Regions from separate parts of the Mus musculus genome. Here region 1 is linked to region 2. A link is a loop called in an ENCODE intact Hi-C map of the cell type or tissue named here. Cell type or tissue: left cerebral cortex. All regions are shown on one strand. Links, peaks and the distances in the headings refer to the core of each region. The heading gives the core; the rest is flanking DNA.

What was found. Hi-C counts contacts between places; a loop is a spot of excess contacts. Peaks named below come from ENCODE experiments on the same cell type or tissue, not always from the same donor. Only the 100,000 strongest peaks of a DNase experiment are listed, where the experiment ranks them.
Region 1: it touches region 2 in a loop (4-fold over the local background); 19 of 42 quality-filtered maps call a loop at or near these places.

The regions. Positions count from the first base shown.
Region 1 is chr6:114,451,993-114,464,524 of GRCm38, forward strand. The region is part of intron 1 of Hrh1 (histamine receptor H1); the gene reads left to right. Among named protein-coding and RNA genes, the nearest start is that of Hrh1, 60 kb to the left of the region's middle. In left cerebral cortex, for the core only: CTCF peaks have their summits at 3,480 (motif pointing left) and 9,746 (motif pointing left); DNase peaks (open chromatin) are centred at 6,341, 6,721 and 7,636; H3K27ac peaks cover 1,126 bases.
Region 2 is chr6:114,339,573-114,352,104 of GRCm38, forward strand. No RefSeq gene overlaps it. Among named protein-coding and RNA genes, the nearest start is that of Gm38875, 52 kb to the right of the region's middle. In left cerebral cortex, for the core only: CTCF peaks have their summits at 4,410 (motif pointing left) and 5,770 (motif pointing right); DNase peaks (open chromatin) are centred at 4,062, 4,400, 5,782, 8,425 and 1 more place; H3K4me3 peaks cover 297 bases; H3K27ac peaks cover 1,318 bases.

The DNA of each region.
Region 1 (12,532 bases), core at 1,838-9,837, 110 kb after region 2:
GTAGCCCAGGTTGGCCTTGACCCAGAGAAGCCCTGTCTCAGCCTCCTGAGTGTTAGGATTTCATGTCTCTTATATTGGATGTAGTAAAATGTCACTCCTCAGCCTGTGAGTGGAAGAAAACCCTGCCACATGCTGCAAAGTGGGTAGACTATAAAACCAGCCTGTCACAAACCAATGAGAGCTAGATCAGCAGGTAAAGGCACTGGCTGCCAAGCCCAACAGCCTGAGTTCAGTCCCTGGGACTTAAACGGTAGAAGGAAAGAAGTGACTTTGGCATGTTATCCTATGACCTCCCATACATGCCGTGGCATGGTGTACCACATACATACATAACACACACATGCACATACAAGATAGATAGATAGATAGATAGATAGATAGATAGATAGATAGATAGATAGATAGATGGATGTAAAATAACAATAAAACCTATGTGTCATAAGAGGAACAAGCCTGTGCGATTCCACTTACGTGAGGAAGTCAGGTTCCTAGAGACAGAAAGCAGATGGGTTGCCAGAGCTGGGGGGATGGGAAGTTATTTAATAAATGTGGAATGTCAGTTATTCAGGGTGGAGGATTCTGGAAACTGACTGCACAATACAGATACATAACATCGCTGCACCAAGTGTTTGCAGGGTGAAGAGGGCACATTTGTTGTCAAAATATTACTTTAAAAAAAGGTTTTAAGGGGACAAAGAAAAAGACAACTGTGTGAGGTGCCAACTACTTCCAAGAGCTGGGGATGTGAGACTACCAGGCATCCTGAGCCTCCTAGAGGGGGCAAACTCCTGCCCAAGGTGCCGGACCTGAGTCTGAACTGGAGTCTAGATCTGACCTGTAGAGCCCATAGGGGGCGGGACAGTGTGTGACGGTGAGCCCAGGTCTGCACACCAGACTGCATCCCTTTCTCTTCAGCCCAACTGCATCCTTTTCTACCCAGAAAGAACAAGGATGTGAAATGGATGGGAGAGGAACCCACACGTTACAACAACCTGGAAGGGGGCTGGAGAGAAGGCCCCATGGGAAGGGCGCTTACTGCCCCCAGCACCCACATGGTAGCTCAGAATCATCTATAATTCCAGTTCCGGGGTTATGACGCCCTCTTTTAGTCTCCAAAGGCACTGAGCACATACATACATACATACATACATACATACATACATACATACATACATACATACAGGGAAACACTCATACATTCAAAATAAGTTTTTTTTTTAATCTGATTAAAGGTCATAGGCTGAGGTGCAGTTCAGCAGGAGAGGACTTGCTATACTAGCTAGTGTCTTAGCACCTCAAAAATTTAAAAGGTTTATCAAGCTTTTTAAATGGGCAAGCATATAAAGCCTTGGGGTTCCCTCTCTTTCCGCCCCCCAACCTATTTACCTACCTTTCTCTACCCCTCCCTTTCCTTCCTGCCCTCCTGTGTATGCATGGTCATGTATGTGCACAGGTATGCACCCACCTGCCTCCTTCTTCCCAGCACTAGAGTCATAGGTACATTCCACCACAGCTGGCTTCCCAGCACTGGACTCACGGGTGCATACTTCCACAGCTGGCTTCCCAGCACTGGACTCACGGGTGCATACTGCCACAGCTGGCTTCCCAGCACTGGAATCACAGCTGGCTTTTATGGAATGCTGTGGTCCCCATGTTTGCAGGACAAGCTCTTTATCTCTCCAGTCCTTTGAGGTGCATTTTTATAGACATTAAGAGTCTTTAAAGTCAAAATAACTGTCACTTGTGGGAGCCATGGGGGGGGGGGGGGTGATGGATGACAAACATTTCTTTCTAGGTAATTATCTTATAATAATCTATGAATTCATATGTTACATTTGTGCAGTATTTATGTTTTATTCCAAAAACAACCTTTGGAGTGAGGAAGGCAGTGCTAGATACAAACAGTCATCACAAGGGCTTGGATCCAAATCTGAATTTGCCCTCTTGTCAGCTCCATGACCTCCTGCAAACTGCTTAACCTCTCCATGCTGTGCTTTCCTGTCTAGAAGAGTAACAGTAATTACCTCTTGGCATTGTGGAGGGAACTTAATACGACAATGCAAAGAAGTCCTCAGGTGCCACATCTGACCTCAAGTGAGCACGGCTGATTATTATTATGCAGAGGCCTTGAATATGAGGTCAGCAACACTACTTTAGCTCCAGCCTGACCTGTGGCCTGCTCTGTACTCTCCGCAAGGTGGCCTCTGTCTGAAGTCATGTGCCCCAGTACGATGACTCCAATTCCCATCATGAACAGAGATACTGAGTTTGAGTGACCTGCTCGCTGTAACAGGAGCACATAGGAATAGTCCTTGGACTTGTGAGCCCCTGGGACGCTGTGACAAGTAAGAGGTGCAGCATGGCGAAGCCTCCCATGGGCACCTGCAGGGGAAAGTATGTGCCCAACACACAGCTGAGCCAGTAAATTGGTTTTTTGTCACCCTGTATGTCAAACTCAAGCTGGCTTTCCCTCCTAATCTTAAACTGCAAACCCTGCCCACCCCCATACAGCCTGAGCCAAACTCTAAAGAACAGATGAGTTCAAGGTCACTATGGCAAGCTCAGAACAGGTAGTTCAAGGTTACCATAGCAACTTGGGAATGGCTGCCTGCTGCTCCCATCCCATCTTCCCCCGTGTTTCTGTTTTCTATCTGTATGCATCATTTTGTTTTCTGTCTTCTTCAGGCATGGAATCTGGGACCTCATATGTGTGAGGCAGTTCCTTTGCCATGGAGACACAGCCCAGCCCTGTGTGCCGTACTTTTCAAGAGTGCTCCACATCAGTTATTAAACAAAACATAACACATACATTCACATTTTACATTGGGATTTCATTCAGAATGCTTCTTATCTCCAGACTGTTGTCCAGTCCTTGGGTCCTAGATTTAGATCCTCAGAGACGGGGCATATGTGGGAGGGTCCTAGTGGGCACAGTGTCTGTGGCTGCGTACAGGGAGGGTGACATCATGCAGAGTGAGTGCCTCCAGCATATACTGGATCCACTTAAGTTCCTGCCTCTCTGCTACCCAGGACTCTAGGAAATGTCCTCACCTTGAAGAGCTCATGGGTGGAAGGCCCCATTCCAATGCTGCAGGCCTCTCCTGGCTCTGCAGCTGTGGCTCCATGTCCATAACACAGGACTTAGGGTTCTGAGCACTTCCGCAGCGTGGTTCAGTGACATCAAGTGTGCTCACATGCAGCTGCCTCCCCTGCTCCTCTCTAGGATGCCTTTGCCTTCCCACATTGAACTCTGTTCCCTTTGACCCTAGCTCTCCGTTCTCCCCACCCTGTTTCTAACCTGAGGCTTTCTGCATCCATCCTTCTCTGAGAATTCATTTGCCTACAAGAGTGTGTTGTGCTCTTGGGTCTGGGGAGATGGCTCACTGGTTGCTTGCTGCTCTTACAGAGAACCTGAGTTCTGTTCCCAGACCCCACGTGATGCCTTACAACTCCAGTTGCAGTTGATTTGGTGCCCTCTTCTGGCCTCTCCAGGTACCTACACATAGGTGCCATACATTTACACAGACACACAAAATTTTAATTTAAAGAATTTTAAGGTGGACCATCTTTTGGTCGCTGCAAGGGATAAACCTCAGGCTTTGCATGTGCTAAGCAGGTACTCTGTCACTGGCTATCTGTGAAACTGCCCCTGCATGTCATGTTGTGTAGCACGTGGCAGAATACCTTGTGATGCTCTTGTAAGACCAAATAGCATTCCGCTGTGAGGTACTTTTCTCTGACCCAGCACCTGACAAAAACCAGCTCAAGGAAGGGAGGCTTTATTTGCAGCTCACTTTGAGGACAGAGTGCATCGTGGCAGTGACGGCAGGCACAGCGGCAGGAGCATGGAGCAGCTGGTCACAGTGCATCTGCAGTCAGATGGAGAGAGTGGAGAGAGGCGAAGGCTGGTACCCAGCTGTCTGTCTCTTCTTCATCCAGTCTGGGGCTCTGGTCCATAAGATGGTGACATACACAGTTAGGATGGGACTTTCTACATCTGATAAGCTAATCTAGAAACTCCCTGACAGACTGTGGAGTGGCAGTCAGTGTTAACCATCACATCCTGTATGTTGGAACCACACTGTGACCACTCTTGTCTCTTGTGACTCGTGGGCCGTTTCTCCATCTGGGTGTTGTGAATGGATGCTATAGTATACATGACTTTCCTCTGGCAGGGTCCAAAGCTGTGGCTGTGTGGTAGAGTCCTTCCCTACCTGCAAAACCTCAGAGAACCATCCTGTTACCCTTATGTAACCTGATGTTTCAGGGAAACATCTCAAGGAGGTGCTCCAGTCAGCTGGCAGCTTCTCTGAGCCCTGCCCCTGGCTCAGAGACTAGAAAGTTCCAAGATAGCTGGAGTCAGGGTCTGTGTGAGGGCAGCAGGGCTGGGCTGGGACAAGGGGTCATAACATCCTGAATATTTGAAGTGGTAACCTCCCTGCTCTGGGAGGCTCTCCTGGGAGCCATTCTTGATTGCTTTCTACTTCCCAGCATCTGCAACCACTTCCCTGAGAAGCCGAACAGTTGTTGTGTCCTGTTGAGTTTTAACTAAAACATCCAAATAAGGGCTGCTGGCCTACCGTTCTTCTGCCCAGCTTTGACCTCTCCAAGGGAGTTCACTGTGCTATTCTAACTGCTGCATGAGTTCTGGAAAGCGTAAGGCGGGGGGGGGGGGGGGGCGGGGGATGGAGAAAAGTTGGGGAGCCTGTTTCAAAAGCTGCAGGCAGGAAGGGACAGCGGCTCAATTTGCTGACTGCAACGTGCTCTGTAGCCAGATGCCACTCAAAGAGAAGACAGAGCAAGACACCCCCTGCTCAAGTTTGGCTGGAGGCACCGGGGAAATCCTCTCTCCATCCTGAGTCGGTCCAGCCTGTTGTTTCTCAGCAAGCTGCCTTGCCTGCCTCCCTTTAAGCACTTCGAGGCTCAGTCACTGTTGTCCAAATGTGTCTGGGAGAACTTCCATTTCCAGGCTGTTCAAGGCGGTGCAGATGTTCCTGGGAGCCATCCTCTGTGCTGGGGGATGTTGAAGCCCTTCTCCACGTTGCTAAGCTGCTCTGAGTGCTCTCTGGGGGAGCACGGAGCAAGGAAGGTGAGGAGGAGCCAGAACATGGGGCTTTGGACCCTCTGAGCACACCAGTTCTCGTTGATCTGTTTTAGAGAAACATCAACAGGAATCAGCAGTAGCACTACCCAAACAGAGGGACGCGGGTAAAAAACTCTCTAGCCTTGCTTTACAAAGAAGTTGGAAGAAGGAGATAAAATTATGAGGCAATAGGGGGCCCATGAGGCTCTGTGAGTAAAGACTGAGACATCTCCCCACCTCTGTTTACACACACACACACACACACACACACACACACACACACACACACACACCAAATATGTGCAGGCAAAAGAAAGGAGTCATGTCCCTCTGCCACCCACTTTCCTCTTTCCTGAGCCCTTGCAGTGTGAGGCTGGTTAGTGCTGGCCAAGGCCGTGGCCAAGGCTGGTGTTCTTGAGCTAGTGGGAATTGGTACTGCCTGTGGTCAGGGACCTGATCACTTCCCATCCTGTGGTTTAGGTCACGGGGAAAGGAGGCATCTCACCCAGGCAGAAGAACAGGCTCAGCGCCTCTCTGGTCTATTTTAGGTTAAGGATGTGTCTGTCAGAGGCAATGGTATAGAGGTGTCTTCAGATCCTTCAGAGTCTCCACATTGTAACTGAGCTGAGACAAGGGGTGGCACCTCCTCTGAAAATGTGGCTGAGGGTTAGCTAAGTCAGAGATGGTACAGGGCCAAGGATAAGGCTGAGCTGGGAGTGAGGCTCGGGGCAGAATCTGCCTTCCTAGGGTGACTGTTCACTCTAGACACTGGGATAAGGTGGGGATGGCGTGGAAGGGCCCAGTGGCTGCTGGTGTTCAGAGCTACATAAGAGATGCAGCACTTAAAAATGTCATCAAACTGCCAGAATCAGATCTGTGCCTCCAAGGCCTTTGGGGGCTGTCCCAAGTCCGGGACCCTGGAGTTCACTTGGTTAGGGTCAGCAGAATTCCACAGGTCCCTTGAAGTCATGGACAGGATCAGGTGCTGTCTGAGGATGGTACAATTCCCACCTTTCCTGTCTGGAAGCTGCCTTTTCTTCCTGGGATGGCAGACTGTTCAGAACCACTTGAGAAGTGGGCCTGCAAGGCTCCAGGGTCAGACCTGGGCTCCTTCAGAGGACAAGCAGGGAAGAGAGGACAGGGACCGTCTTGCAGGGTACAGGCAGCCTCTGAAGCTTCTGAATACCCTAGGGAGAGCATCCTAAGCTCTTGGCACCAAGGACCCAGACATGACTCAGCCCTCTCCAGTCAACACCCCCAGTCTGAGCAAGTCTGCCTGGCAATTAAGCAATTACAGCCCAGCTTGATAAGGCTTAGAACTGAAGTATACAGAACTGAGAAAACCCCAGAGAAGGAAGTAGGTGAACTTGCCTTGTGAGGTCAAGGAATACCCAACAGGAAGTGATGTCAGAGCTGGGCGTTAGGAGCCAAGGGAAGGCCTTGGCATTTCCTGGCAGAGAGAACAGCGTAGACACAGGTAGGTGGCGAGGTGCGCTTGATGGGACTGGGTATGGAAGCTTAGGTGTCCTAAGGTGTTTGTGTGGGAGCAGCCTCTGTCTGGGCCCTGGGCCCCTCCACAGAGTGGAGTCTATGTGCTTGTCTTGATATCTCTAGTGGGAGTAGGGAGCAGGAAAGAGACTCGTGGGGAAAGCCAGGTTGATTCATTGCACAAATGATTTGGTGTCCTTCCAAGGATCAGTCACAGAGTGGCTGTGGTGGGGAAGGGAAGAGGAAGGAGAGGAAAAGGCCACACTGAGGCAGACTTGGGGTTTGGGGAGAAGGGAGGGAGTTTTGAGGGCAGGCAGATGTCAGAGTCAATGGCACTGTGGCGTGGTACTCATGGAACATTGGGACCCACCCTGCCTCTGTAAGACCCCAGTAGGGTTTTAAAAATAGGTTTTTAAGATTTATGTTTTTGTTTAAATCACTTGTATGTGTGTGAGTCTGTGGAGGGGATACATGGATATGTGGGAGTGCAGGTGCTTGCCAAGGGGAAAAGATTGCACTGGGTCCCCTGGAGCTGGAGTTACAGGTTCATGATCCTCCCTGCCGAGCAGCTCGTCAGCCCTCCAGGAGAGATTTCAGTGACTTCAGATCTATGCACGGATACCTGTGTCTATAACTACAAATATGCGTCTCCCTCTGTGTGCATATTTATAACTTGATGCCGGCTGTAATGCCCTGGGTGGCAGGCAGATGCAGCCCCATGTCTCATGTGCGCTCACCTTCGTTTACGTTTAGCCGGGTTTCCGTTATAATCTGACAGTGACAATCCAGCAGAACTTGGAGCCGGGCACAGAGGTGACTGCGTGGTGGCTGAGAGGACGCTGTCTGGCTTCTGTATGGAGGATGGATGGAAGAGGCAGGCCAGCGAGGAAGCAGCTGAGGATTTGAAGGGAGGCTTTGCTCTCAGTTGGCAGTGAGGGCCAGGCATCGGCCTCTCTGCTCTCCTCCAATGTATGGTTTGGTTTGGTTTATTTTTTGAGGCAAGGTTTCCTCCCTATGGAGACTCGTTTGAAACTTGAGACGCTCTTGGTTCTTCCTTCCGCCCAACATTCTGGGCTCAGGGGTGTGTGCTGCCCCCAGCTTCTGTAGAGAGTTTCCAGGAAAGGCTATAAGAGTGCCGAGACAGTGGCTGCTAGGAATATCTTCCAACAATTACAAGCTGGGGCTTTTGTTGGGGGCTTTTCCATTGCTTTGTGTAAACCCACCACATTGGTTGCACGGAACTGCAATGGGGCACCTGACTTGCCTATCTTACTGCAGCTTGTGGGGCTGTCGGGGTGAGGCCACTCTGTCTTTGGAAGTCCCTGTCTCCTTAAGTGAATACGATCTATCCTTACATAACCTTTACTACAGGAAACAGACCAAACGGAGTGAGGTCGACTGCCTGCAGCCAGAGAAATGATGGCTGGTGAGCCTGACCAATTAACCAACAGGACAGAAAGTTCTTAGAAGAGCTGGTGGCACATGCCCCCCCCCCCATGCTCCCAAACTCTCAAGGGACCAGGGAGAGAGGTGGGCGTCTTGTTTATGGCCCCATCTCCAGCAGCTCAGCCAAGCATAGCACCTGCTACCATGTTACTGCTTAATTAATAGTTCCCGAATATATTAATGAATTAGCATAACATGAACCCAGCAGGTCTGAGCTGAGTGAGTCAGTGCTGCCTCTCTGTCTGCTAGCTGTTGGGTTAGGGTGGCAGATTAAAATCTTAGGCTACATTGAGGTCATGTGGAGAATTGTCAAGACTATACCCTAGGCCAGTTAAGTCAGAATTGTGTCCTAGGTGGGACTCATGCCACAGTCTTTCAAGTTCCCTGTGTGACATCAAGAGTGGCCAAGGCTGAAAAGCCACTCAGCCAGATGCTGGAGATGCAGGTAAATGTCTCATTTTCTGGCTCATGTGAGGACAAAAGTACATGTGACTTCATTCGTTCATTCATTCATTCATTCATTCATTCATTCACTCACTCAGTCATTCATTCATCCCAGCAGAATGTTAGAAACCTGAATAGAGACTTGAAATTCCATCTCAGAGTGGTTAGCACTCAGGACTCTCTCACTTGAGTTTTGAGACTCTTATCATGAGAATCCCCAGAAAGGAAAACTTCACTTCCGTAGCTTACATCTGTCACTGTCTGAGCCGACTTCAGAGCTTGCTGAAGGACACAGAAAAGCTTGGAAGAGAAAGGAACGTTGGAGATGGGCTTTGTGACTGGCTGTCAGGATGGGTCAGCAAGTAAAGACACTTGGCTGTCAGGCGCGGCAACTTAGGTTCAATCTATGGGACCCCACAGTAGAAGGAAAGAAACTGATGTACGCATGTGCTATAACACACACACACACACACACACACACACACACACACACACACACTGTACACATTCATCAAATAAATGAATGGAGAAAAACATTTAATAAGATGGGTTTCATATGATAAGTAGAAGCCTGCTGACATCCTCTGAATCTCTCACTCTTCCTCCTTCTCCTGCCATCTTACCCCTCCAGCACTGGAGCATGGAGTCGGGCACCCACATGCTGGGCAAGCATTCTTCTATCGGTTATTCCTGAATCCTTTATTACTACTAATCATTTTTACATTGTTCTGTGAGTGGTGTATGAGTGTGCGTACACACATACGTGAATATACTCGCTCATGTGTGCGGGTAACCTCACTCGTGTGCCCCTGTGCTGAAGCCAAAGGAGGGAACCAGGTGTCCTGCTCTCCATCTTGTCCCTTTGAGATGGTCTCTCACCGAACTTGGAGCTCACTCACCTCCCCGGGCCCCCGCTAGCCTAGCTGGCCAGTAGGCCACAGTCCTCATTCTGTCTCAACTTGGTCTCACACTCTGTACTCGGGTTGCGCAGTCACACTTGGCTTTTTAACATGGGTGTTTAGGGTCTCAACTCAGTTTCTTAACTTCAGTAGCAAGCAGTCTTCCCCTCCCCTCCCCTCCCCTCCCCCTTTCCCTCCTTGTCCCTTCTTTCTTTCAGTACTGGGGTTCTAACCTAGGGTTTCATTCATACTGGCAAAGTGTTCCCAACTCTGGTTAAGAGCATTGGTTGCTTTTGTAGAAAACCTGGGTTCAATTCCCAGTACCCACAGGCTGTTCACAACAAACTGGTAATCTAATTTCAAGGGATCTGCTACCCTCTTCTGGCCACTATGGGTACTGCATGCACACAGTGCCCAAATACCCAAGTAAACAAAAACACTCATACACATAAAATAAAATAAAATAAAATAAAATAAAATAAAATAAAATGAATCTTGAAAGAAGTTTTTTTTTGAGACTCTGCCTTACCACATTGTTTAGGTCCACTCTGAACTTGAGATCCTCCTGCCTCTGCCTCAAGCTCTGCAGTTACAGATGGGATGGGATTTGCTTTGACTGCCCTGTAATGCTCAGACGGACTTAGATGTCTTCCTTCCAGGGAGAGAATAGCAGTTCTGTGACGAGATTTCAAATGCTCCCACAGCCGAAGGCATCACAGACGCGGTGGTGATCAGTGTTGTCCTGCATTGTGCTTGTGTGTGTCAGCCCTCCCTTTACCTCCGGGAGCATCTAATCAAAGCTCTGAGGTGGGAGGTGGCGGCTCTGATGCTCTCCGTACATGGGCTTAGCTTCCCTTCCTCAAGGCTGAGCCTTCTTCACAGTTGCTAGCTAGAATCCTCTAGAACTCAGTTCCATTCATCTGTTGTCAACACGGCCAAGGCTATGGAAAGCTTCCCCCGGAACACAGAAACCATACCCGGGCTTTGCATGAGTGTTTTCTAATTGGCATCTAACAACGGTGCATATTTAGTGTAGAAGATGGTATTTCGATATGCTAAGTAGCATGTCTGCCATCTTGTCAGTTTATCACCCACCCTCCTGAGGTTCCTGGCACCCAGAATCCTTTCATCCAGCTGTTTTAGGGATGTTCTGCACAACCTCCTTAAGCACATCTGCCCTGTTGTGTATAGAGATCTCCACTCGGTATGAGGCTGTGCCTGGAAGCGAGCCCCCTCCACTCCTGCCCTTCCTCCACAGCCTCTGTGAGCCTCCCCTCTCCTCCCCTCCTCTGTCGGTAGTGTCTTCAGATGCCTCGAAGAAGTGACATCATAGAGTCTTTGCGTTTCTGTAGCTTTCTATCAGTGAAATAAATGGAAGTGCCTTTTGAAAGTAGGTTCTTTACAAAATGCATAAAGTAAACAAATGGTGGGCTAGGAACCACACAGATCCAGTAAAAGGGGTAGTGATGGAGGCAATGGAAGGACAGAGAGAGGTATGGATGTAGGGAAATTGCTTTTTATTTTATTTCTTTTTATGTGTCTGTACAACGTGTGCATGCAATACTTATACAGGCCAGAAGATGGCGTCAGATTCCCCCGGAACAGTAGCTGCAGATGGTTGTGAGCTGTCATGTTGATCCTGGAAATAGAACTCAGATCCTCTGCAAGAGAAGCTAGTGCTCTTAACCACTGAGCATTCTCTCCAGCCTCCAAGAAATTGCTTTTTGATTGGTAAATTTGGGGGCTGGCAGATATGAGACAAGAAGCAGGCCAGTGCGCTGGGACCTTTGCAGTGGCCTGAGAGAGAACCTGAGTTTGTATCTGAGCCTGGACCCAGCAGTCTTCATGCAGGGGAAGGAAATGGGTGGGTGGCCGGCATCCAAGCATTGCCAGGGGCCCTGGAGCTGAGCCCCAGGAGGTGGCACTGGCAGGAGCCACAGACAAGCCCATCAGCAGATGAGGATACTGGCTTCGGTGCCCTCTTCTGGTGCTTAGACAAAGAAATCACTGGAAATGAAAACAGAAAACTGTGGGCTCAGTTATTGCCCTGGGGCCACAGGGAGCTTGTTCCCAGAGAAACAGGGGATCAAGAGGCACACCTGACTGCTTGGCCCCAAACCTGGCTAAGGGGCAAGGGATTAAAGACTGGATTCCTAAGCCCCAGGCCAGACCTTATGGACTCTTCTCCAGAATTTGGCCCGGTGTATCTTTTCATCACTTCTGTTCCCTTCTTTCTGTGGCTGTGTTAGAGCCTCCAGGTTTCTCTCTGTAGTGACTCTTAAAGTAGAGAGCACACCGGTCTTTATGAGCCAGTCTACCCCCTAAGCTGCCCTGGAAGAACTGTGCCTCTTACAGAGTGTGCAACCTCCCTGTCCGTCCTCTTGCCCTTCCCAGAGTAATCCCTGCCTGACATTCGAATTGTTTTTAGCACATGCTGGATAACATGCAGCTTTGGTCCTTTTTGTGTCTGGGGTATTTACTTCACATCTCCAGTCCCCACCCCCTCTGTTACAGCAAGCCATAGGACATTGTTCTTTTTTATGACCGAAAAGCATTTCACTATGTGTGTATGCAACTTCTTTCATCTCTCCCTCTATTGATGTTTCCTTGGCAATTCTTATGATCTCAATCTAAATACAGGCTTTGTGCAGAAGCTCTGGCTCTAAGGTGACCCAGCATCACGGGTGTCAGTGGGGAGCCTGCTACAAACGCAGCACCCCACATGCTGCCTCATACATTTTAACTTGAGCCCCAGAAAATACATGTGTGTAGTAAGATACTCAGAGAACTAACTTAAGCCAGCCTGCTAGTACACACCTGTCATTCTAGCGCTTAGGGTGTGGAGACAGGAGGATCAGAAGTTCAAAGAGTTCGAGGCCAGCTTGGGCTACATGAGGCTCAGTGTCCAATTAGTTAACTAATACAGAGCAAAGAAATCATGTAGGATGATCCCATGCCGCTTTCTTCAGTTTCCTTCCATGGGAGGAGCATCCTGCAAAGCTCTTGGCCAGCATCACAATCAGCATGATGACATCACTGCTTCCAGGGCAGTGGCATCCCAGCATCCCTTGCCTCTGATGATCACTCATCTATTGTCTATATCTTTAATTTGATTCTTTCGAGGGTGCTGCATAAACAGAATCGTGTAGTAAGCAGCCATTTGAGCTGGGCT
Region 2 (12,532 bases), core at 2,418-10,417:
GCCCCAGGAATCTGCCCATCTCTATTCCCCAATCACCTTGGCACCCATCACTTACGTGGTTACTGGGGATTTGAGCTTGGGTCTACACCGAGTCATCGCCCCAGCCCACACCTAAGCTTTTGACTATGGAGATCCTCTGTACAAGGGTCCTTCCTTCTCCATCTGAATCCACTAGGCTTGGCTTCTAGCTACCCTTTCAGTCGGAGCTAACCATTTCCTCTCTGAGGAAACCTGATACTCCCTTGACTCTGAGCCACTGCGGGTCCTACTGAAGATGTTCCCAGTGCCCACATGTTCCTATGCTATAATTATCTAAGAAAGAGCCACCAACCTTCTTTGGACATAGAGATTGAGTTGAATTTATCGTGCCTGGAACAGAGAAGGTGATACTGAATGGGTGGGTGAATGGATGAATGGATGGATGGATGGATGGATGGATGGATGGATGGATGGTGTTCTAGTTTGCCCTCTGTTGCTCTGATAAACATCATGACCCAAAGCAACTTGGGAATGAAAGGGCTTATTTCAGCCTATAGTTTGCAGAGGGGAAGTCAGCAGAAGGATGCAAAGCAGGATCCTAGAGGCAGAAACTTAAAGAGAAACCACAGAGGAATGCTGCTTGCTTGCTTGCTCTCTGGCATGCTCCTAGTCCCAAGCTGAACTAGCTTTCCCATATAGCCTAGTATCACCTGTTTATGAATGGTGCTGCCCATAGTGGGCGGGCCCTCTTGCATCAATTAGCAGACGACACAATTCCCCTCAAGCCAGACTGATCTAGGCAGTTCCTTTCCGTGCTAACTAGGACAGGTGGGTATGTGGACAGGTAGATGCGTGGTGTGTGAATGGGTGGGGTGGGTGACTGGATGGATGAGTGGGTAGATGGGTGGTGAGTGGATCAGTAGGCAGAGGACTCAGAGGTAAATGAGTAGATAGGTGCATGGATGGATGAATTGATTAGTAGGTAGTAGACAATGGACAGATAGACTAGTAAGTGAGTTGACTGATACTCTGGTGAACAGTAAAGAAGATAAGTTAGCAGTTAACTGTGGATCCCAGGAGTGGATTAGTAAATGGACATATAGGAACAGGTGGAGCAGTAGAGTTTTTGTTTCTTGTTTTCTGTTTTTGTTTTGTTTTGTTTTGTTTTTTAAATAAAAGCCTTAATCTTTGGCTGGCAATCATGCTCCTGGCTTGTTCTTTATCTTCAAATGGCCTTAGTGGCAAAAATATTCTTAAATCAAACTTGTTTCTTGTAAATCAAAATGAAACTCACATCATGAAACTGAGTGTTTTAAAGTGGAGCCATAGAGCAATACTGTAGTTCCAGCTGCATAGTGCACAACACAGTGCAGCTCAGCACAGCTCAGCACAGCACAGGACAGGACAGCAGCGCACAGCCCAGCCCAGCCCAGCACAGCCCAGCACAGCCCAGCCCAGCCCAGCCCAGCCCAGCACAGCACAGCACAGCACAGCACAGCACAGCACAGCACAGCACAGCACAGCACAGCACAGCACAGCACAGGACAGCAGAGCCCAGCCCAGCACAGCACAGGACAGCAGAGCACAGCACAGCACAGCACAGCACAGCTCAGCACAGCCCAGCACAGGACAGCAGAGCCCAGCACAGGACAGCACAGCACAGCACAGCACAGCACAGCACAGCACAGCACAGCACAGCACAGCACAGCAGAGCACAGCACAGCACAGCTCAGCACAGCACAGGACAGCACAGCACAGGACAGCAGAGCACAGCACAGCAGAGCACAGCACAGCACAGGACAGCAGAGCACAGCAGAGACCAGCTCAGGACAGCAGAGCACAGCAGAGCACAGCAGAGCACAGCAGAACACAGCAGAGCACAGCACAGCACAGCACAGCACAGCACAGCACAGCACAGCACAGGACAGCAGAGCCCAGCACAGCACAGCACAGCACAGCACAGCAGAGCACAGCACAGCACAGGACAGCACAGCACAGCACACACAGCACAGCACACACAGCACAGCACACACAGCACAGCACAGCACAGCACACACAGCACAGCAGAGCACAGCACAGCACAGCACAGCACAGCACAGCACAGCACAGGACAGCAGAGCACAGCAGAGACCAGCTCAGGACAGCAGAGCACAGCAGAGACCAGCTCAGGACAGCAGAGCACAGCAGAGCACAGCAGAGCACAGCACAGCACAGCACAGCACAGCACAGCACAGCACAGCACAGGACAGCAGAGCACAGCACAGCACAGCACAGCACAGCACAGCACAGCACAGCACAGCACAGCACAGCACAGCACAGCACAGCACAGCATAGCACAGCCCAGGACAGCACAGCACAGGACAGCAGAGCCCAGCAGAGCCCAGCACAGGACAGCAGAGCACAGCAGAGCACAGCACAGCCCAGCACAGCACAGGACAGGACAGCAGAGCATAGCAGAGCACAGCACAGCACAGCTCAGCACAGCACAGCTCAGCTCAGCACAGCACAGCACAGCACAGCACAGCACAGCACAGCACAGCACAGCACAGCACAGCACAGCAGAGCCCAGCACAGGACAGCAGAGCACAGCACAGCACAGCACAGCAGAGCCCAGCACAGGACAGCACAGCACAGCACAGGACAGCACAGCAGAGCCCAGCACAGGACAGCACAGCACAGCAGAGCCCAGCACAGGACAGCACAGCACAGCAGAGCCCAGCACAGGATAGCAGAGCACAGCACAGGACAGGACAGCACAGGACAGCACAGGACAGCACAGGACAGCACAGCACAGCTCAGCACAGCACAGCACAGCACAGCACAGCACAGCACAGCAGAGCCCAGCACAGGACAGCAGAGCACAGGACAGCACAGCACAGCACAGGACAGCACAGCAGAGCCCAGCACAGGACAGCACAGCACAGCACAGCAGAGCCCAGCACAGGACAGCACAGCACAGCAGAGCCCAGCACAGGACAGCACAGCACAGCACAGCAGAGCCCAGCACAGGATAGCAGAGCACAGCACAGGACAGGACAGCACAGGACAGCACAGGACAGCACAGGACAGCACAGGACAGCACAGGACAGCACAGGACAGCACAGCACAGCTCAGCACAGCACAGCACAGCACAGCACAGCACAGCACAGCACAGCACAGCACAGCACAGCTCAGTGCAGCACAGCACTCCTATTGCCAAGCAAAAACCCTTCCGCTTCCCTTTGGCAAACATTGTCCTGTGGATCCACCTCGTCTTGACATGTCATCAAAACGTAATCATGCAATACGTGGCCTTTTGTGTCTGGCTTCTTGTCTTACTTAAGCTTCTGTTTCTCTGATAACCGGCAGTACCAGAGGCAAGTTGAGGAGGAAAGGGTTTGCTTCACCTCACAACTGTAGCCCATCATGTCAGGGCAGGAACTCAAGGCAGGAGCTGCAGCAGAGGCTAAGGAAGAATGTTGCTTACTGGCTCACTCCCCAGGGTTCACTCAGCCTGATTTCTTACACAGCCCAGGACTGCTTGTCCAGAACAGGACAAACCATGTGGGCTGGACCCTCCCACATCCATCCTCAGTCAAGATCCTGCCTCACGGGCCAGCCTGCTGGGGTATTTGAGGTTCCTTCTTCCCAGATCATCCTAGCTTGTATCAAGTTCACACACACACACACACACACACACACACACACACACACACACACACACAAAACCACACAGAAAATCCTAACCAGCACAAAGGCCAGGGAGGACTCCGAAAAATGGACCATCATTACTCATCATTACTCCAGCCTGAACACTCCTGTTTAAAAGACAAAGGAGCTCTGGGAAGCAGTTGCAACTGGGAGGCAGGTGGCAAAAAGCACCAAAGATGGGGATAAGGTGAGTACAAAAGTCATGCCAAGTACTGGCATTTGCTAAGCACTTACCAGAGGCTGGTAAGATTACAGTAAGCAGGAACTGGGCTGGTCCTTCCTGAATTAAGGAGGTTTCCCGATCTCCCTCCTCTATAGTGTCAGTAAACACAGAAGGCTCGCCATATGCCTGAAGCTTTAGTGTGTCTTTCACTTACTCTCCCTGTGACCCTGCAGAGGATCCATTATACAGATGTTAATGTGGAGGTTCAGAAAGGTGAAGTGACACTTATATGATGCCACAGAGCAAAGTGCCCTGGCTAGGCCTCAAGCCATGCATATCCAGCCACAGCTTCCATGCTTTTGGTTCCTTTTGTTTTCCATCAGGTCTCAAGGTCCAAACAGAATTGGAGCCCTCAAGGACTTGGGCTTCTGTGATCTGCTCCCAAGCGCATTCTCAAAATACTTTCCTGCTGCCACTGAAGCGCCAAAGTCCTGGTCTCTCCCACCAACTCCCTACTCCTGCTTCAGGCAGCAGCAAAGGATGCCTTCGTGGCACAAGGCTTCCACCTGGTGTATGTGATGTGTATAGCAACCCTAGAGACAGTGAGGCCAGGAACTGACAGGTTCAGGGACTTCTGTGACCAAGCTCAGTGCTAGGGGGACACCTGCACTGATCCCATTTAACCCTCATTTGGCCCTATAGAACCTACTTCCTTTGTATGAAAAAAAAATATCTCAAGAAAAGTGGGTGACCATGAACAAATAGGGCTCCCACTACATGAGGTCTCCAGAGTAGCATGAGCTTCATAGAGACCTGATGATCAGTAGATTGCTAGGAGATGGAGGGACAGAATGTGTGTGTGTGTGTGTGTGTGTGTGTGTGTGTGTGTGTGCCTCACAGAGATAGAATTTCATTTTTGTTGGAAGGAGTCTAGAGACAGGGCTGGTGATGGCTGTACACAGTTGTGTCAGCTCACTTCCTGTTGCTGTGGAAAAAAAAAAGACCCCAACAAAAGCAACTTCAGGAAGGAAGAGCTATTGGATCACAGTTCAAAGGTGCACTTCAGTCGTGGCAGGTAACGGCAGCAGGAGCGTGCCATGACTGGCTGGTTATGTCGCATCTGCAGTCAGGAAGCAGAGAGAGATGAATGTTGGGGTTCAGCCCTCTTCTACTTTTCATTCAATCTGGGATTCCCAGCCCCAGGGCAGCCCACATTCAGGATGGACTATCTTACCCCCGATCAATATAGCCTAGAATCTCCCCCAAACGCCCAGGGCTCTGTCTCCTAGTGATTCCAGATCCTGTAAAGATGGCAGTGCTAACTATCACAGGGACGCGACTCACTGAGATGGGTCATGGTAGTAGCATGGTAGATTCCCTGCTGTGTAGCTTATCACCACATCACTCCGTGACCCAACTAAGAGATGAGTAAAAACCTCAACCCAAGAGAGCGCGTTGAGTCTGTCCTGGGTGCAGGATTTACAGAGCGCTCAGCGTGTGCCTGTTGGTGTTGTGCTTGATAGGTATGTTCGGATCCTGCTCCTTGGTGGGCACTGCCCAGGCTCTTGACATACAGTGAACCAAACCTGTCCCATGATGGAGCTGATAGTAATAAATGCTCAAATGTCAGGGAGGGGGACATTGTGCTACAAGGAAACAACAGAGCAGGATCAAAGGATAGTGAATGGCTTAGTGGGAGATGGGAGCAATCTGGGAGGGCTTTCCCAGGAGGTGGCATTTCAGAGTTACCTATCCCCACTGCTATTTTGTTACAGATGAGCCACCCATCTGAACACAGATGCTAGGTAGGTATCACACAGCTAGGAAGTGACCTGGCCTGTGAAATACCAACACTGGAGCCCCTATCTCTTCCCTTTAGCTCGACGGGGGTGGCTAAGCTGAGCCTCTGCCAGTTTCCCTGCCAGTCAGCCATGTGCCAGCAGGTGGCACTGTGGCCTGATAACAGACACTAGTGACCATCCTGCCCCAGTGGCTGGAAAGGCTGTTAATGACAGGCAGGTAAAGGGATACCTGGGCCTGAGGCCTCACGGGACAGTGACAACCCTCTTGTCAGGAAGGGCAAGCTTTACTCTTTCAACCCTCTTGGTCACATCCAGTTGTCTTGACTGGATGCTGTCTCTGTCTCCGACTCTAAGGATGAACCCACAGGTAAATGGCAGAAGCTTTGGGCTTAAACTCTGGGGTTAGCTGTGCACTTACACCACAGTGTTTCTTGGAACCCTCCTGTGCTGAGTGAACCCTGGGGCTTAAGAAGAAACAGTGTAGAGATGTGTGCCCCAGAGGCTTCAGCTGGTACCCAGCACATGGAGTCTGTGACCTGTTAGGGAGATTTCCTGAAGCAGGGAAGCCAGGTGTGGGGGGTATTGCATGACTGGAGAACTTTAGACAGAGCTGGTTGTGAAGACACGCCAGACTGCAAAGGTCATATCTGAACCAGTGGGATGTGAGGAGCCACAGAGATTCACAGGGGACTGGTATTCGTGGCAGAAGGATAAAATCAAGGGGTCTCTCAGGATGCCGGAGCCAGAGCGGAGTAAGCCAGGACCAATTTGGCAGGAGGCTAAGCACATCACAGGGGGCCTTGTGTATTAACCCAGAAGGGAAGGAGACAGGAATCATTCTGGGATAAGGTGTGACATGGCTCTGGCTCCCACAGTTATAGTCCCCTCATAGCCATTCTCTGTGTGAGGAGCCAGGCAGATGTTCAGGGAAGGAGGGGTTGGTATCTGCGCACAGCCAGGACAGCCCAGGTCAGGCTGTGGCAGAAAATGACTCCATGTGGTCCCAGGGCTTCTCTCTGTGGCACATGGCATGACATGGGTTTGGCCCAAGTGAGTGACAGCCCTTCCCTGGGATTCCACCGGGTAGAAGACAGTCAGTTTAGGCTGCAGGTGCTTTCCATGTGTGGTTCCAGCTAGAGGAGGAGTCTGGCACTGATAACAGCAATGTGCATGACCAAGAGGTACATCTTCACAGGTCGGAGTTCAGGGAGGGGAGGGAACTCAAGCCTCCGGGATCTCAGAGGACACTGGGCCAGCAGTGGACGCCACACTGCTCTTAGGACTGCCTATCTGTCACAGTGAGCCTTCTTTTCTAATGAACATAAATTCCAGTTACACCTGCTCCCATTTGGAGAACTGGCTACCTCTGCTTTTCATGGAGAGAGGCTGTCGGGGCAGAATCAAGTTCCCAGTCTCAGCTAACAGCTTCTTCCCTGAGCTTGGCCTCCTACCCAGGAGCCAGGACTCCTTTGAAGTCCACCATCACTGTTTTATCTCTGAAAATACTTCACCATCTTGCAGTTCCACCCAGAGACCAGTGCCTCTTCCCTTCCCGCCTCTCCTCACCCTCTACACCAAGCTGGCCACAGGTCTCCTGCTAAGTTACAGCCTCTCTTCCTCTGAGCACCTCTGTGTGTGAGGAAGCCCAACATTTTACCTTCCCTGACATTCAAGGCTGACATGATTTGAACGTGTTCTCTGAGGATTCGGGTGTTAAGATTTAGTCCCTATTGTGAGGTATAGAGGGTGGGTGGAAACTTATATGGCCTTGTGTTGGAGGTAGGGGTCAGAAGGACAGGGGGTGGGACTAGATAAAGACTTCTGACAGTGGCTTACTCAGGAGAGAATGGGTGGGTTATACATATGTTCCCAGTCTATGTGATGCCCTGTGCCTCTGCCCTAGTCACAGTCAGCAAGCAACCTTGGTGTTCCAGAGCATAGATGAAAAGGACCTCACTTATTGTCTTATTTAAATGTTTGTTTGATACAAGGTCATCATAGCCCAGGCTGACTTTCAACTCTCTCTGTGGCTGAGTCTAAAGTCCCCCTGGTCTCACCTCGGCAGAGAGACTGGGCTCTGCTGGCCTCATAGGGCTTTGTGCAAGCACTGTACCATTTCACGGAGAGGAACTGCACCCATGGATGCAGTGTCTGTTGTGGTCCTAAAAATGACCCCCTCAAGTCCTAGAGGTGAATATTAGCACCTGAACATTTCCCCAGACCACAGTGTACCACTATGTACATAATATTTTTCTTACAGAGTACTGGGTTTTTTTGTAAAGAATAAAATACCAGTCTATCCATGGGCATCTCCTCTTCTTCCTCTTCCTCTTCCTCTCCCTCTTCCTCTTCCTCTTCCTCTTCCTCTTCCTCCCCTCCCTCTCCCTCCTCCTCCTTCTCCTCCTCCCCCTCCCCCTCCTCTTCCTCCTCCTCTTCCTCCTCCTCTCATTCTCCCTCTCCCTCTTCCTCCTCTTCCTTCTCTTCCTCCCCTCCCTCTCCCTCCTCCTCCTCCTCCTCTTCCTCCTCTTCCTCCTCTTCCTCCTCCTCTTCTTGTTACAGTTAGAAAACCCCACCCTGGAACCCCTACAGGGCGGCAGAGGCTATACCTTAATTATCTCCCCGACTCTCAGAGCTCAGGTAGTAATGGATGTTTGCTCAGAGCAGTGAGTACTTAGAGGAAGGCATGGTTATTTAAATGTGAACGGAAGAGTCTATAATTGAATGGATAAGCAAACACATCCGTGAGTAAGTGAAGGCATGAGTCACCAAATGAAGTGACAGATTACAGCCCCAGCAGGTCTGTGATTGGGTTATTCCAGCTCCGGCACCCTCAGACACCTGTGGTTGTGCTTGCAGGGATGCGCCTCTTCCTTAGTCGCCCGAGAGGAGAGGGGAGATTTGAAACTGCGCAGGTATTGCCCCCTCCAAGATGCCTCAGACCTGACTCCACTTTCTGAGCCAAGGCCTGGAATCCACCGCGGCTAAGGATGCCCAGAGAACTCTGAACAGCTCATCCCTGTATCCCTGAACTGTGGCTGAAGGTCAGTGGGAGGAGTAGGGTGTTTGCCACAAGGACAGGGCCAGACCTCCCACATCTTCAGAAGAAGGGAGACTTCTGGTGAGTCCATGTCTCCTCCTCCACACCCCAGCCCCACAGTGAGGGGGCGACAGAGCCATGAGCAGGAGCCAGCGGTTGCCATGACAACACATTAAGAGACGTGAAGCTGCTTTCAGTTTTCAGTTTCAGCTTCTGGAAAGGGGTCAAGCATGTGGGGCAGAGAGAAGAGTCAGGAGGGGGAAATCACAGCCACCCCCACTCAGTCTCACAGTTAACCACAGCCCAGTGCACTGTGTGCTCCGAGTCCCTCCTTCTGGTGTGTCACTTCCTAGGACACTCAAAAGGAACCTGAGAAGTGGTGATCCCACCTCATGGTCAGAAGGCTGGGTCTGAAGTCACTTGCCCACCCAGGTGGTAGCAGAGCTGGTTCTTGCATTGGGTTCCTGACTACAAAACCTTGTTTAACAGACCCAAAGATTCTAGAATCCCACTGGGTTAGGGCAGTACACTTTATTGGTCCATTAAACAAGACACTTACCCAGGAAGGTTCAGATCTACAGGCACTCAAGCAGAAAAGCTTCTAGGATTTGCTCATACATACAACAAAGCACATGTATGCACACACAGCAGTTATGTATGCGTGTGCACACATTCATGCCTATGCACATTCATGCTCACACATAGACACAGCTGCAATCACACAGGCAGGCACACACCTGTATATCCATGGAAGCAGATTTTAAAAAATGCTTCTTTTGACACGCAGCTTTGGAGTTCCTCCCCTCTTAAAATGACAGTCTGTTTCCTTAGCCACTGAACTTGGCTGTGTGATGATATTCTGGCCCATGCAAAATTAGCAAGCACAGAGTTGGGGAGATGGGTGGGTCTGTCAAGTGTTTGATTCACAAGTATGAAGACCTGAGTTAAGATCCCCAGGATCCTCATAAGATGCTGGGCATGGTGGCTTGTGCTTAGAACTCCTAATTCCAGTGACAGAGAGATGGGAGGCAGAAGCAAGCAGATCCTTGGAGCTTCCCATCCATCTAGCCTAACCTACTGGGAAAAATTCTAGGCCTGGGAGAGACCCTGTATCAAACAAAGGTGGAAGGTTCCTGAGGAAGGACACTCAAGGTTGGCCTCTAGTCACAGCACATAGGGCAGACCCACATGCTTGCATGCACCTTCACATATGCACGTGCACATACACATACACATAATGGAAGAATAACCCTGGGAACGTATATTTTCACGGTGTATTTGTATTTTCTCTCTCTCTCTCTCTCTCTTTCTCGTTCATTGCCTTCACTATGAAAACATGCCCACGATGTTAGAGGAGACCTCATTAAGTTCAGAGCCACGTCATCTCCTTTGTCCTGGCAGAGATCAACCAAAACTTTACTCCTCCACCAACAAAGAAACCATTAAAAGTGGGACTAACGGAAATTCAGAGCTGCCAATCAAAGCCCAGGTGACTCACGAGCCAAATACCTTCTTATTTTTAGCAGTTCACTAACTGAGGTTTTGTGCTTGCTTGTTACACAGCATTGCTTCCAATGAATAACCGATACACGTAGGCATTAAAGAGGAATGTGTCATGGGAGGGAACCTAAGTAGTGTGTTTACCTGGTTATCCTTTAAAATGGCACCTGTGTTGAAAAGTTATCGATGTAAGAATCATCCTTTTCTACTGTCTTAGTTTGGGGAGGATGGGGTTTACGTCATCTTACAACTCGCAGGTTATACTGTAGGAACAAGGGATGTCAGAGCAGGCACTCAAGGGAGGAACCTGGAGGCAGACATTGACGCAGAGGCCATGGAGGAGTGCTCCTTATTGGCTTGCTCCTCATGGCTTTCTCATTCTGCTTTCCCATATACTCAGAAGCACTGGACTTGGGCTGGCACCACCCTCCGTGAACTGGGTTCACCCATCAATTATGAGAATACACCATAGGCTTGCCCACAGGCCAATCTAGTGGGGACATTTTCTCAATTGAGGTTCCCATTTCCAAAATGACTCTAGCTGTGTCAAGTTAACATAAAACTAGCCCCCCCCCAACACACACATAATGCAGTTTTAAAAAATAATATTCACAGTCATAAACCATCTAATTCCAGCATTTTCTTATCATCTCAGAGAGATGCTCATATCCATCACGCTCCACTTACAGCCAGAACCTCGTGTCTAGGTCTGTGTACTCATCTGCACAGTGCTTCCAGGGTCCATCCCTGTGTCCTCCAGGGTCAGTCCTGGATAATAGTGTGAGCAGAACACAATCTGTCTATGTGTTCTTTGGATGATAGATACTTGGACCGAGTAATGTACTCTGGCGATAGCCAGGATGACAGCTCTGTCTGCTTGGAGTTTTCTTCTGTTGTTCTTGTCCTGCAACAGGGGACATTGGGGGAAGATGACTTGAGGGCACTGTTTGGACCCAGTGTGATAGACAGATCTGACTCGTTGTCCCTTCTTTGTGCAGGTTAATGTTGCCTACCCTGGCCTGGCCGTGGCTCCCAGGAATAGCCTTACTGCCCAGCTAGCTTGCCTCATCGCTGCCCTAGATGAGTACAGCCTGGGGTGTGATGAAGCATTTTGGTGTGTATCATGGTGTTGGGGACCAGAAGTGTGAGGGTCACAGAGGACACACTGACATCTTGGGAATCCTCAGACACAGTGTTGTAATTGGATCCAATTCTCATCACCATCCAGTCGAAATTATTTTCCAATTGCAGAAGCAGAACACCCCCAATAATGCAGCACTCAACAATATTCATACACCACATGTTATCTTCTGTGATGGAAAAGATAGCCTTTACCGAAAGTTCTTATCTGAAGGACCTAGACCAACGCCGTGCTTGTGTGTGGCGTTGCATGTTCTGTGCACCTCAGCTCAGTACAAAGCAAATGTCGGTCAATAGCATGGCATAAGAAGGTGACCTAGTATTCTCTTACCTACATAGAAAACATTGGAGTAGGATGGAAACGACTAGAATTAAGTAGAATATATAAGTGAAGAATGGGCTGGGGTGATGCAAGCCTGAGAATCTGAGTTTGATTCCTAGAACCCACACCAAAAAAGCTAGACAGCATTTGTGTATGGTACCAGCTCTGGGAGGGCAGAGACTGTGCATCCCTAGGGCATGGTGGCCGGCCAGTCTAGCTGAACCAATGGCTCCAGGTTCAATGAAAGACCCTACCTCAAAATATAAAGCAGAGAACAATTAAAGACCCCTGGCCTCCACGTGAACACACATGTGTATATGCAGCTGCACACACAAACACATACATACACACAGAAGTAGGAAGGTCTGAGGAACTTAATGAAAGGACATTACTTATTTGTCTCTGTGATATTTATGGTATTTGCCATTTTCTTTTAAAATGTAAAATCATTATGATTTTTAAAAAAATTCTACTGTCGGACAGTGGTGGCGCACACCTTTAATCCCTGCACTTGGGAGGCAGAGGCAGGCAGATTTCTGAGTTCAAGGCCAGCCTGGTCTAGAGTGAGTTCCAGGACAGCCAGGGTTATACAAAGAAACCCTGTCTCGAAAAAACAAAACAAAACAAAACAAAAAACAAAACAAAACAGAAAAACAAGAAGAAAAAGAAAAAATTCTAAATTTAGTACCTATTTTTTTATAATGTTGAAATCTTTTTCTTAAACGGAATGCCCCAAATTATATGTATATCCCCTCTCACTTCTTCCTCTTTATGAAATACGAATGGATAGATCCATTCTGGTATGCATAGTACAACATAAAATGACTACAGAGAGAGAGAGAGAGAGAGAGAGAGAGAGAGACAGAGAGACAGAGAGACAGAGAGACAGAGAGACAGAG